Regions from separate parts of the Homo sapiens genome. Here region 2 is linked to region 1. Evidence: read pairs that join two places in POLR2A ChIA-PET (ENCODE). Cell type or tissue: B cell. All regions are shown on one strand. Region 1 overlaps FAM193A (family with sequence similarity 193 member A). Region 2 overlaps FAM193A (family with sequence similarity 193 member A).

Region 1 (5,000 bases):
TCAGTGGAGACTTAGAGACATCCCTGTCTTCACTTCTAGGCCGTTTCTTAGTACACCAACTGTTTCACAGTACATCCTCCGTGTTGGATGAAAAAGACCCAGGATTCAAAGTCACATGCCTTGGGTTCCGGTATAGATTCAGGCCCTGTAGTCGTTAACTTCCTACTCCTAGGCCACGTGGAAGGAGCAGCAAAATGCAGCCGCACCTGCTCGGCTTTGCTCTTCTCTTGAAGGCCGTTCTTCCCCCCTGGTCTGGGCCTTGCTAGGTAAGAGGGGCTACTTAGCTCTAGATCTGAGAGAAATGACACTGAACACTTTGGTAACCAACTGCTATCGACAAAGGCAAAGGATGAAAAGAAGTATCAGGAGGTCATGAGAGAAGCGAGGTGGAGGTGAGGGGAAGGAACAGCCGTACACCATCGCCACAGTGACGTGTGGGGGCAGCAGTCTGGAGGCCCTCAAGAGGAGCCCAGGTCTCAGGCAGCTCTCGCATCAGCAGACGCCAACCCTCACAGGGAAGCATCCACTATGGAGGGCTGTGGTTCTCACAGAGTAAGCTGAGCAAAACATAACCTCCTAATATACTCCATCCGCAAAAGGAAATAATACATCACAGGTGATATCAGCAGAAAACGAATCTGGATGCTCAAGGTTTCATTCAAACACAGAGTAACTATGTGTGAAATGCTTAAAGAAAGAAAAAAAAAACAAGGAACAAGAGAATATAAAGAGCTACTAAGTATCTTTGGAAAAAAAAAGTAAATTAAAACTTATAAATAATAAATATAGTCAGAATCAGGACTTAAGTGGCAGGCTAGGCACCACTACAGAATCACTTAACTGGAGGACTGATCCCAAAAAAGTTCTCAGAACATGGAACTGGGAGAAAAGGAGATGAGAAACATGCAAGAGAGTGTTAGGAATGCAGAACAGAAGAAGGTCTAACAACAATCTCACCAGAGGCTGAGAGAGACAACTGAATGGTTGCAGGAACATGGAGATAACATGGATGGCAATTATCATACAGGAAATTGAAAATGATTGGTAGGCCAAAGGCTCTAATGGAAAAAGTAGACAGCATGCAAGAACAAGGGGGCCGTGTGAGCAGAGAGATGGGAAGAAATGCTGGCAATAAAAACAATCTAAGAGAAACGAAGACTATCAGTGATGGACTCATCAGGAGACGACACGGCCAAGGAAAGAGTCAGGGAGCTGCAAGATATGTCAGCAGAAACTTCCCATACTGCAAGGCAAAGAGAAACAAGAATTAAAAACAAAAACAGAAACAATATCCCCAATAGAACAAAACATCCAAAACCTGTGGGACAGTTTCGAAAGATATAACACCTGGTAAGTGGAATGCTGGAAGGAGAGACTAGAGAAACAGTTGAAGTAGTAATAGCTAAAAAGTCTCCAAATTAACAACTGACAGCACAGATCCAAAGAATTCAGAGAACATCAAGTGGAATAAATACCCCCAAAGCTACATGAAGACATATTCTATTCAACCTGCAGAATACCAAAGAAAAAGAGAAAATCTTGGCCAGGTGCCATGGCTCATGCCTGTAATCTCAGCACTATGGGAGGCCAAGGCAGGCGATCACCTGAGGTCAGGGGTTCAAGACCAGCCTGGCCAACATGGTGAAACCTCATCTCTATTAAAATACAAAAATTAGCCGGGCATGATGGCGGGAGCCTGTAATCCCAGCTACCTGGGAGGCTGAGACAGGAGCATCACTTGAACCTGGGAGACAGTGGTTACAGAGAGCCGAGATGGCGCCACTGCACTCCAGCCTGGGCGGCTGAGCAAGACTCTGTCTCAAAAAACAAAAAACAAAAAAAAAAAAAAGAGAAAATCTTGAAAGCAGCTGGGTGGGGGCAAGTGGACCTACAGAAGAACAGGGAAAAGAATTCGAAAAGAATTCCAGAGGACATCTTGTCAGAAATCAGAAACCATGCCAGCAAGGACAGAGGGAAGTTAAACAGTTCTAAAGTGTTCAAAGAAAAAAACCACCAACCTAGAATTATGTGTCCAGCCAAATTATCCTTCAAAAGTGAAGGAGAAATAAAGACTTCCTCAGACAAACAAAAACTGAGGGAGCTCATCACCAGCAGACCTGCCCTGCAAGAAATGTCAAAAGATTTCCTTCAGATAGAAGGTCAGAAACGTGGATCTACATAAAGAAAGGAAGAATACTAGAGAAGGAATAAAGACAAAGTAAAATATCTTCTTCTTATTATTATTCATCTAAAAGATAACTGTTGAAAGTAATCATCATCACTGTACTGGGTGATAAACATGTGGATAAGTGAAAATAATGACAGCAATGTCACAGGGAATAGGGAAGGGTCGGGAGTAATCTGTTAAATGTTACCTTTTTTACATTAGTTAGTTGAAAAAGGACTCAGATTAGTTCAAAATGTATATTGTAAACTCCAGGGCAACTGCAGAAATTTTAAAAAAGATAAATAAAATTGATATACTAACAGAGGAGATAAAACCATAAAACGCTTAATTAAAAGTAGAGAAGGCAGAAAAAGACTCATAATGAATAGGAAACAATTACAAACATGGCTGATATTAATCTAAATACATCAAAAAATCACTTTAAATGTGAATAGTCAAATACACCAATGAAAAGACAAAGATTATCAGAGTACATCAAAAAACAACAAGCATGGTGGCATGTGCCTATAGTCCCAGCTACTCAGGAGGCCAAGGTGGGAGGACTGCTTGAGGCTAGGAGTTCAAGTTCAGCTTGGGTAACATAGCAAGAGTCCATCTCTAAAAATAAAAAAACAAACAAACACAACTATACATGTCTACAAGAAACCTGCTTTACATATGAAACCCTGAGAAGGTGGCTCGCGCCTGTAATCCCAGCACTTTGCGAGGCTGAGGTGGGCGGATCACAAGGTCAGGAGATCGAGACCATCCTGGCTAACATGGTGAAACCCTGTCTTTACTAAATATACAAAAAATTAGCCGGGCATGGTGGTGGGCACCTGTAGTCCCAGCTACTTGGGAGGCTGAGGCAGGAGAATGGTGTGAACTCAGGAGGTGGAGCTTGCAGTGAGCCGAGATCGCATCACTGCACTCCAGCCTGGGCGACCGAGGAAGACTCTGTCTCAAAAAAAAAAAAAAACCAAAAAAAAAAAAACCCTGAGAAGTTAAAAGTAAAGGGATGGAAACAACCAATGGATCAATAAAGAAATTACAAAGAAAAGCAGAAAATACTTAGAGACAAATGAAAACAAAAACATAACATACTGAAACTTACGGGACGCAGTGAAAGCAAGCACTAAGAGCAAAATGTATAGCTACAAACACATCAAAAAACAAGAAAGATCTCTATCAGCAACCTAACTAGGATAGGCGTGGTGGCTCATGCCTGTAATTCCAGCACCTTGGGAGGCTGAGGCAGGAGGACTGCTTGAGCCCAGGAGTTTGAGACCAACCTGGGCAACATGGTGAGACCTCCGTCCCTACGTAAATAAATACATAGACAGACAGATAGATAGCTGGGCATGGTGGCACACACCTGTAGTCCAAGCTACGAGACTATGGGTCAGGAGGATTGCTTGAGCCCAGGAGGTCGAGGTTGCAGTGACCCAAGATCGCACCACTACACTCCAGGCTGGGCAACTGAGTAAGCTTTGTCTCAATAACAACAACAAATAAAATGAAACAAAAAACCCTCCCTAACTTCACATCTTAATGAATTAGAAAAAGAACAATCTAAACCCAAAGCTAGCAGAAGAAAGGTAATTTAGAGCAGAGATTAATGATCAATGAAATAGAGAATAGAAAAACAATAGGGGAAAAAAAAAATCAATGAAACCAAAATATAGTTCTTTGAAAAGAGAAACAAAACTGACAAAACTTTAGTGAGATGGAGTAAGAAAAAAAAAAGACTCAAATTACTATAATCAGAAATGAAAGTGGGGACATTATTATTGATTACACAGAAATAAAAGGGGCTGGGAGTGGTGGCGCACACCTGTAATCATAGCTACTTGGGAGGCTAACACAGGAGAATCATTTGAGCTCAAGCGTTCGAGGCTCCAGTGAGCTATGATCGTGCTACTGCACTCCAGCCTGGGCAACAGAGCAAGCATATCTCTAAAAAGCAGAAAATTAAATTAAAATTAAGAAAAAAACATAAAAGGTATTATAAGAAAGTACTGGCTGGGCTCGGCGCTGTAGCTCACGCCTGTAATCCCAGCACTTTGGGAGGTCCAGGTGGGTGGATCACCTGAGGTCAGGGGTTCGAGACCAGCCTGACCAACATGGTGAAACCCCATCTCTACCAAAAATACAAAAATTAGCCGGGCATGGTGGTGGGCGCCTGTAATCCCAACTATATGGGAGGCTGAGGCAGGAGAATCTCTTGAACCTGGGAGGCAGAGGTTGCAGTGAGCCAAGATGGTGCCATTGCACTTCAGCCTAGGTGACAAAGCAAGACTCCGTCTCAAAAAAAAAAGTAAGTAAGTATTGGCTGGGCTTGGTAACTCATGCCTATAATCCCAGCACTTTGGGAGGCTGAGGTAGTAGGACTGCTTTAGCCCAGGAGTTTCAGTCCAGACTGGGTAACATAGTGAGACCCTGTCTTCTCTCTGGAAGAGTCCAAAACAATAAAAAAAAAATTAGCTGGGAGTGGTGGCACATGCCTGTAATCCCAGCTATTGGGGGGCCAAGGGAGGAGGAATGCTTGAGCCCAGGAGTTTGAGGCTGCAATGAGCTATGATCATGTCATTGTACTCCTGCCTGGGTGACAGAGTGAGATGCCGTTTCAAAGAAAAAAGAAAGTATTACGAACAACTGTACACCAACACACTGGATAAAACAGATGAAATGAAAAAATTTTTAGAAACACAAAACCTATCAAGACGAAATCATAAAGAAATAGAAAAGTCTGAACAGACCTGTAACTAGTAAGGAGATTGAACTGGTAATCAAAAACCACCCAATAGGCTGGGCGCAGTGGCTCACGCCTGTA
Region 2 (5,000 bases), 84 kb after region 1:
CAGGCATGTGCCACGCTGGTGGGCAACTTTGACAATTTCTAAGAATATAACTTACCAAAACTAACCTGACAAGATTTTAACCATTAAAGAAATTGAACCACAACTTTAAAATCTACCTAGAGACATACATGGCTGTGAAGGGGAGGTGAGGCCAAAGGCGGGTCATTCATGAATGGGTAGCCCCAGAGTATTTGCATTCCATGGGTCATGGGCCAAGGCAGAAGAAAACAATAATCAAAGCGACAAAGTCTTGAAGAAGATGAAAACAGATGGGCACCTGAAAGCCCAGTGGGGGTGGGCCTTGGAGAGGAAAGAGAGGAGAAAATGCCCTCAGCTATGGGGGTTTGGGGGTGATACAGGGGAGGTGTTAACTTTGATTTTCTCCCTGAAGCACGAAGGTCAATAGCTGAGCTGAGCAAGGGGTGGGTAAAGAGGGTACACGTAGTCTAAGAAGCAAGGAAAAGGAAGGGTTCCTGCCAAGGAGTTTGGGGAGGTACTTAAGCCAGAAAAACGCACTAGATGCCCATGCATGGTTTGCAGTCATGAAGTTATGAAGAGGAAGCAGTAAACTGAGGCCAGCAATTTTCTCCATGAATATTCTGCCACATGGAGGGAAGAGACAGGGCTGGACCAGCATAACCAAAAAAAGTTCAGGGCCTTTGCCTGAGAGCCACGGAAGAGCCACAGTGCCAAGTCCGGGAACTCAGGCTCCTAGGAGTGAGGTCGGGGAGACGTGATAAACCTAACAGGAATGGAATCCATGGACTGATAGGGATGGATGAGGTCAAAGAACTATGGCAGGTCAGGCGCAGTGGCTCACGCCTGTAATCCCAGCACTTTGGGAGGCCAAGGTAGGTAGATCATTTGAGGCCAGGAGTTTGAGACCAGCTTGGCCATCATCACGAAACCCTGTCTCTACTAAATACAAAGATCAGCCAGGTGTGGTGTTGCGCGCCTATAGTCCCCGGTACTCGGGAGGCTGAGGCATGAGAATCACCTGAACCCAGGAGGCAGAGGTTGCAGTGAGCCAACATCGCACCACTGCATTCCAGCCTGGTGACAGAGCGAGACTGTGTCTCTAAAAAAAAAAAAAAATTAGCCAGGTGTGATGGCGCATGCCTATAGTCCCAGCTACTCGGGAGGCTGAGGCACGATAGTCTCTTGAACCCAGGAAGTGAGGTTGTAGTGAGCTGAGATTGCACCACTGCACTCCAGCCTGGGCAACAGAGCAAGACTCTGTCTCAAAAAAAAAAAAAAACTATGGCAAGAGAAGACAAGCAAGTGAGCTACAAAGACAGACAATGATCAAGATGAAAGTTTGAAATGGAGATTTCTTAGGTTTCCAGGCACGACTATGTCTAGGACGTGATGCTAGGATGGGTCAATCTTGGAAGAAGAGGTCTCCAGAGAAATTTGCAACGTGCAACTGTCAGGCAAGATGTTAAGATAAATTCCCACCAATATTCTCCTACAACTGCTGATAACAGAATGCTTATCTAGAAGACAGCAATTCAGCCCCACTTCCCCTCTGGATGCAGAAAGCTGCAGGAGAGCCGTGCACTCTGAGCCCTGACCAGAGCCCTGACCAGAGACAGAGCAGGACAATTGATAAAATCCTATCTCTGGGCCATCAGAGAGCCGAAGTGACCAGGCTGCCGGAGGGAACTACACAACAAAGTGCAGCAGCCCCTCCAGGGAGAAGGGGACACACTTACTGTTTCACCTTTGACAGAGGAAGGAAAGTGGAAGGAGGCCATAAAAGTGGTTAGAAAAAAAAAAAACAGTTTAACTTTAAACAAATTCTGAAAGGTTGAGAGTGTCAAGTGTGGGAGTCTAACCCCTGGAAAGCCCCAAAACGAATGTTCCCACTCATTCCCAGGAGACCTGCACCCAAGTCTCCAGCTAATCCACTAGCAGAGAGGAAGGAAACATGCCTTTCTCCTTGTCCTGGAGAAAGGCGTGTGCCACACACAGGCCAGGACCAGCACAAGACACGGGGCCGGTCAGACCCCTGCAGATACAAGGCAGAGTCTGGCTGCCACCGGGCAGAGGTGGGCTCGCTGGGAAAGCTGCCCCCAAGGCCGTGAGCACAGAGCTGCCCAAGAGTCAGGCTAGAGGGGGGAACTGAGAAGATGCCACCATCGGAGACCTTGCCAAGGAGGAAGTAGAGAGAGACTCCCCTCTACAGGCCCACACGAGCACGCACAGTGCTAGAGACAGCCCAGCTGAGGCCAAATGCACTGACCTGGCCTCCCAGGTGCACAACAGGACACAGGAAACAACCTCAGCCTGATGCTCTCTGCACACTGTCTGGCATTTGACCAAACAGAACAAGAGAAACAGAAAGCAAGAACCAATAACGTTTAAGGAAGAGATGATAATACCAATTCTAACACAGTCTTCCAGAAAGGAGAAGAAACAGGAACACATTCTAACTCATTTTATGAGACCCCGAAGGCCACTGTAAGACAAGAGGCCTACAGACAGCCTTCATGAGCACAGATGCAAAAATCATTAACATAACTTTAGCAAATCAATCCAGCAACACATAAAAAGGATGTCCACAGAAGAAAAATAATGTTCATAGCAGCTTTTTTCAAAATAGCCCAAACGTGGGAACAACACAAACATCCATCAATTAATTGGTGAATGCATAAATTGGTTTATCTGTAAAATTACTCAATAAAAAAGAGAAACTACGGATGCATGCAACATTTTGGGTAACTCTCAAAAGCATTATGCAAGTTACAGAAGTATATGTGACACTCTGGAAAAAGCAAAACTGTAGGAACAAAAATCAGGTCAGGCCAGGCGCGGTGGCTCATGCCTATAATCCCAGCACTATGGAAGGCAGAGGCGGGCGGATCACGATCGAGACCATAATGGCCAACATGGTGAAACCCCATCTCTACCAAAAATACAAAAATTAGCTGGGCATGGTGGCGCGTGCCTGTAGTCCCAGCTACTGGGGAGGCTGAGGCAGAAGAATTGCTTGAACCCGGGAGGCGGAGGTTGCAGTGAGCCAAGATTGTGCCACTGCACTCCAGCCTGGGTGACAGAGCGAGACTCTGTCTCAAAAAAAAAAATTCAGGTGAGTGGTTACCAGAGGCTAGGACGGGGGAAGGGAAGTGACTACCAAGGGGAACAAGGGGATTTTATGGGGTGATGCAAATGTTCTGTAGCTTAGCTGTGGTAGTGAACATTTTTTAAGTAAAAAAAGAGTGAATCTTAATGGAAGGTAAATCATGTTATTTTTTTAAAGGCCAGCTCCAACAAAGAGGCTGACCTACAAAGCAACAGCTGGTCCGAATCCACAAACACAGGCCAACACTACACCTCTGCTGTTCCCAAGGTCACTGTTTCTGGTGAGGAGAGAATGGCTCATCTGACAAACTATCCATTACCAAGACAAGCCGGGGGCTGGGAAATGAGATCCTCCTCCAACGCAGGCAAGACGCACTGCAGGGAACCATAGGCACTTCCGCTGGCCTCTGGACCAGGGCAAACAGCAGAAGCCTGTTCCCAAGGGCAGAGGCAGGCTAAAATACAAGAGCAGGGCTGGAGTCGGAAGAAGAGCTGATAAAGTTTAATGAGAAAACAAACCAACCACCACAAAAAGCAAAGAAAATGGTATTGGTAAAAAAACAAACAAAAAAACCACACAAAGAAAACCATAAAAATAGCTGTCTTTGTAGAGTTTATATTCTAATGAAGAAGAAAGCAAACCAAATGAGTAAGTAAAATACATAGTATGTTAGAAATAAGTGCTAGGAAGAGAATTACAGCAGGAAAGCGGGACATGCGGGAGGGGCCGAGTGAGAAAGTAATTCTGACAATGAGACCCCAAGGATAGAAACTGGCCCTGGAGATGGGGCTTGCCTCCAAGGCCAGTAAAGATGGAAACCCACACCAGGCAGTGGGGATGCGCTCTTCAGATTGTCACCAGGACTCCCCCAAGGCAGTTCTGCAGGAGAAAACAGAGGAGCAGGGAATGCACACGTTTCCTGGCTGCACATAGCAAGGTATCAGAAGGAAGAGAAGAGCTCAGAAAATAATTAGCCGCTTTCAAGCAGAAATCAAAGGGCACAGAAGAGGCCTAGAATGTGGGGTCTCAAATAGTTGCAAAAGCCAACTCCTTCCAGAACCCAAACAGTACATGTGAAAGCCTGCCCGGAACAAGGGCCCACCAAAACTCCATCAGGTCAAAGATAAGAGTAAGGGTGCGGTCTTCCCAGCCAAGCCTGCTGTGGCCTCGAAGAGGCTGAAGCAGCACAAATAAGTAAAAGGGAAGGTGAGGCTTAAGAGCATCGCGTAAAGAATTACCTGCATGTCGAATTGTTGAGAACTAAACACATGAAAATTGTACTCCCTTTTCAAGAAACTGTACCACCAAAGAAATACTAAGCTCAAAGCCAAAAATCACCCTTCAGGGTCACATAGCTTGATGACTGAATTGTGCCCAGACAAGGAGGGCAGGTGTCCTGCCACCTACTGCAGTGTGGCCAGGGAAGACCAGGAGGAACGTACCAGGAGACACAGACTAGAAGGTGGTGCAGGAGGGAGTGCCCCCTGAAGCAAAAGCAAATCCATTTCTTTCACTGCCAGTTACCCCATAACCTGGGCGGGGGGAGCCAACGCCCTGCGCTGCCTGTGCTGGCAGCCACTCACCACTGGCTGGTCAAGGCCGCCATGCCTCTCCTCCTTCTCCACGGTCCTGCGGCAGTCCGGGCACACCCACAGTGGCAGGTGCAGCACGCTGTTGCCCTTGGGAGCCATGGAAAGGGCCAATTTGCTCGCAGTCTTAATTCCACTCTCTAAGAATGATGAGTCTTTCCGTTCACTTCTGCACAGAAGACAATAATCCCCAGCAGGGTAGGGTGGTGTCCTATGATTCATGCCAAAACTAAAAGGAGTCTGGAATAGAAAAAAAAAATTCTATTTTCAAAACCTCATCTACAAAGCCAAGAATATTAAAATATATGTATAGTTCTAAAACTAAA

What was found. ChIA-PET counts read pairs that join two places held together with the same protein. Peaks named below come from ENCODE experiments on the same cell type or tissue, not always from the same donor. Only the 100,000 strongest peaks of a DNase experiment are listed, where the experiment ranks them.
Region 2: POLR2A ChIA-PET joins it to region 1 with 7 read pairs; 4 of 35 experiments call an interaction of 5 or more read pairs at or near these places.

The regions. Positions count from the first base shown.
Region 1 is chr4:2,680,134-2,685,133 of GRCh38, reverse strand. All of the region lies in intron 13 of FAM193A (family with sequence similarity 193 member A), which reads right to left. Among named protein-coding and RNA genes, the nearest start is that of TNIP2, 74 kb to the left of the region's middle. In B cell, no CTCF peak of the experiment used is centred here; no DNase peak of the experiment used is centred here.
Region 2 is chr4:2,595,998-2,600,997 of GRCh38, reverse strand. FAM193A (family with sequence similarity 193 member A) reads right to left here. Exons shown (of 21, transcript NM_001366318.2): 2 at 4,669-4,914. Among named protein-coding and RNA genes, the nearest start is that of FAM193A, 62 kb to the right of the region's middle. RefSeq lists enhancers at 2,391-3,343, 3,344-4,295, 4,296-5,000. In B cell, CTCF peaks have their summits at 2,024 and 2,224 (motif pointing left); DNase peaks (open chromatin) are centred at 167, 2,157 and 3,137; H3K4me3 peaks cover 692 bases; H3K27ac peaks cover 4,574 bases.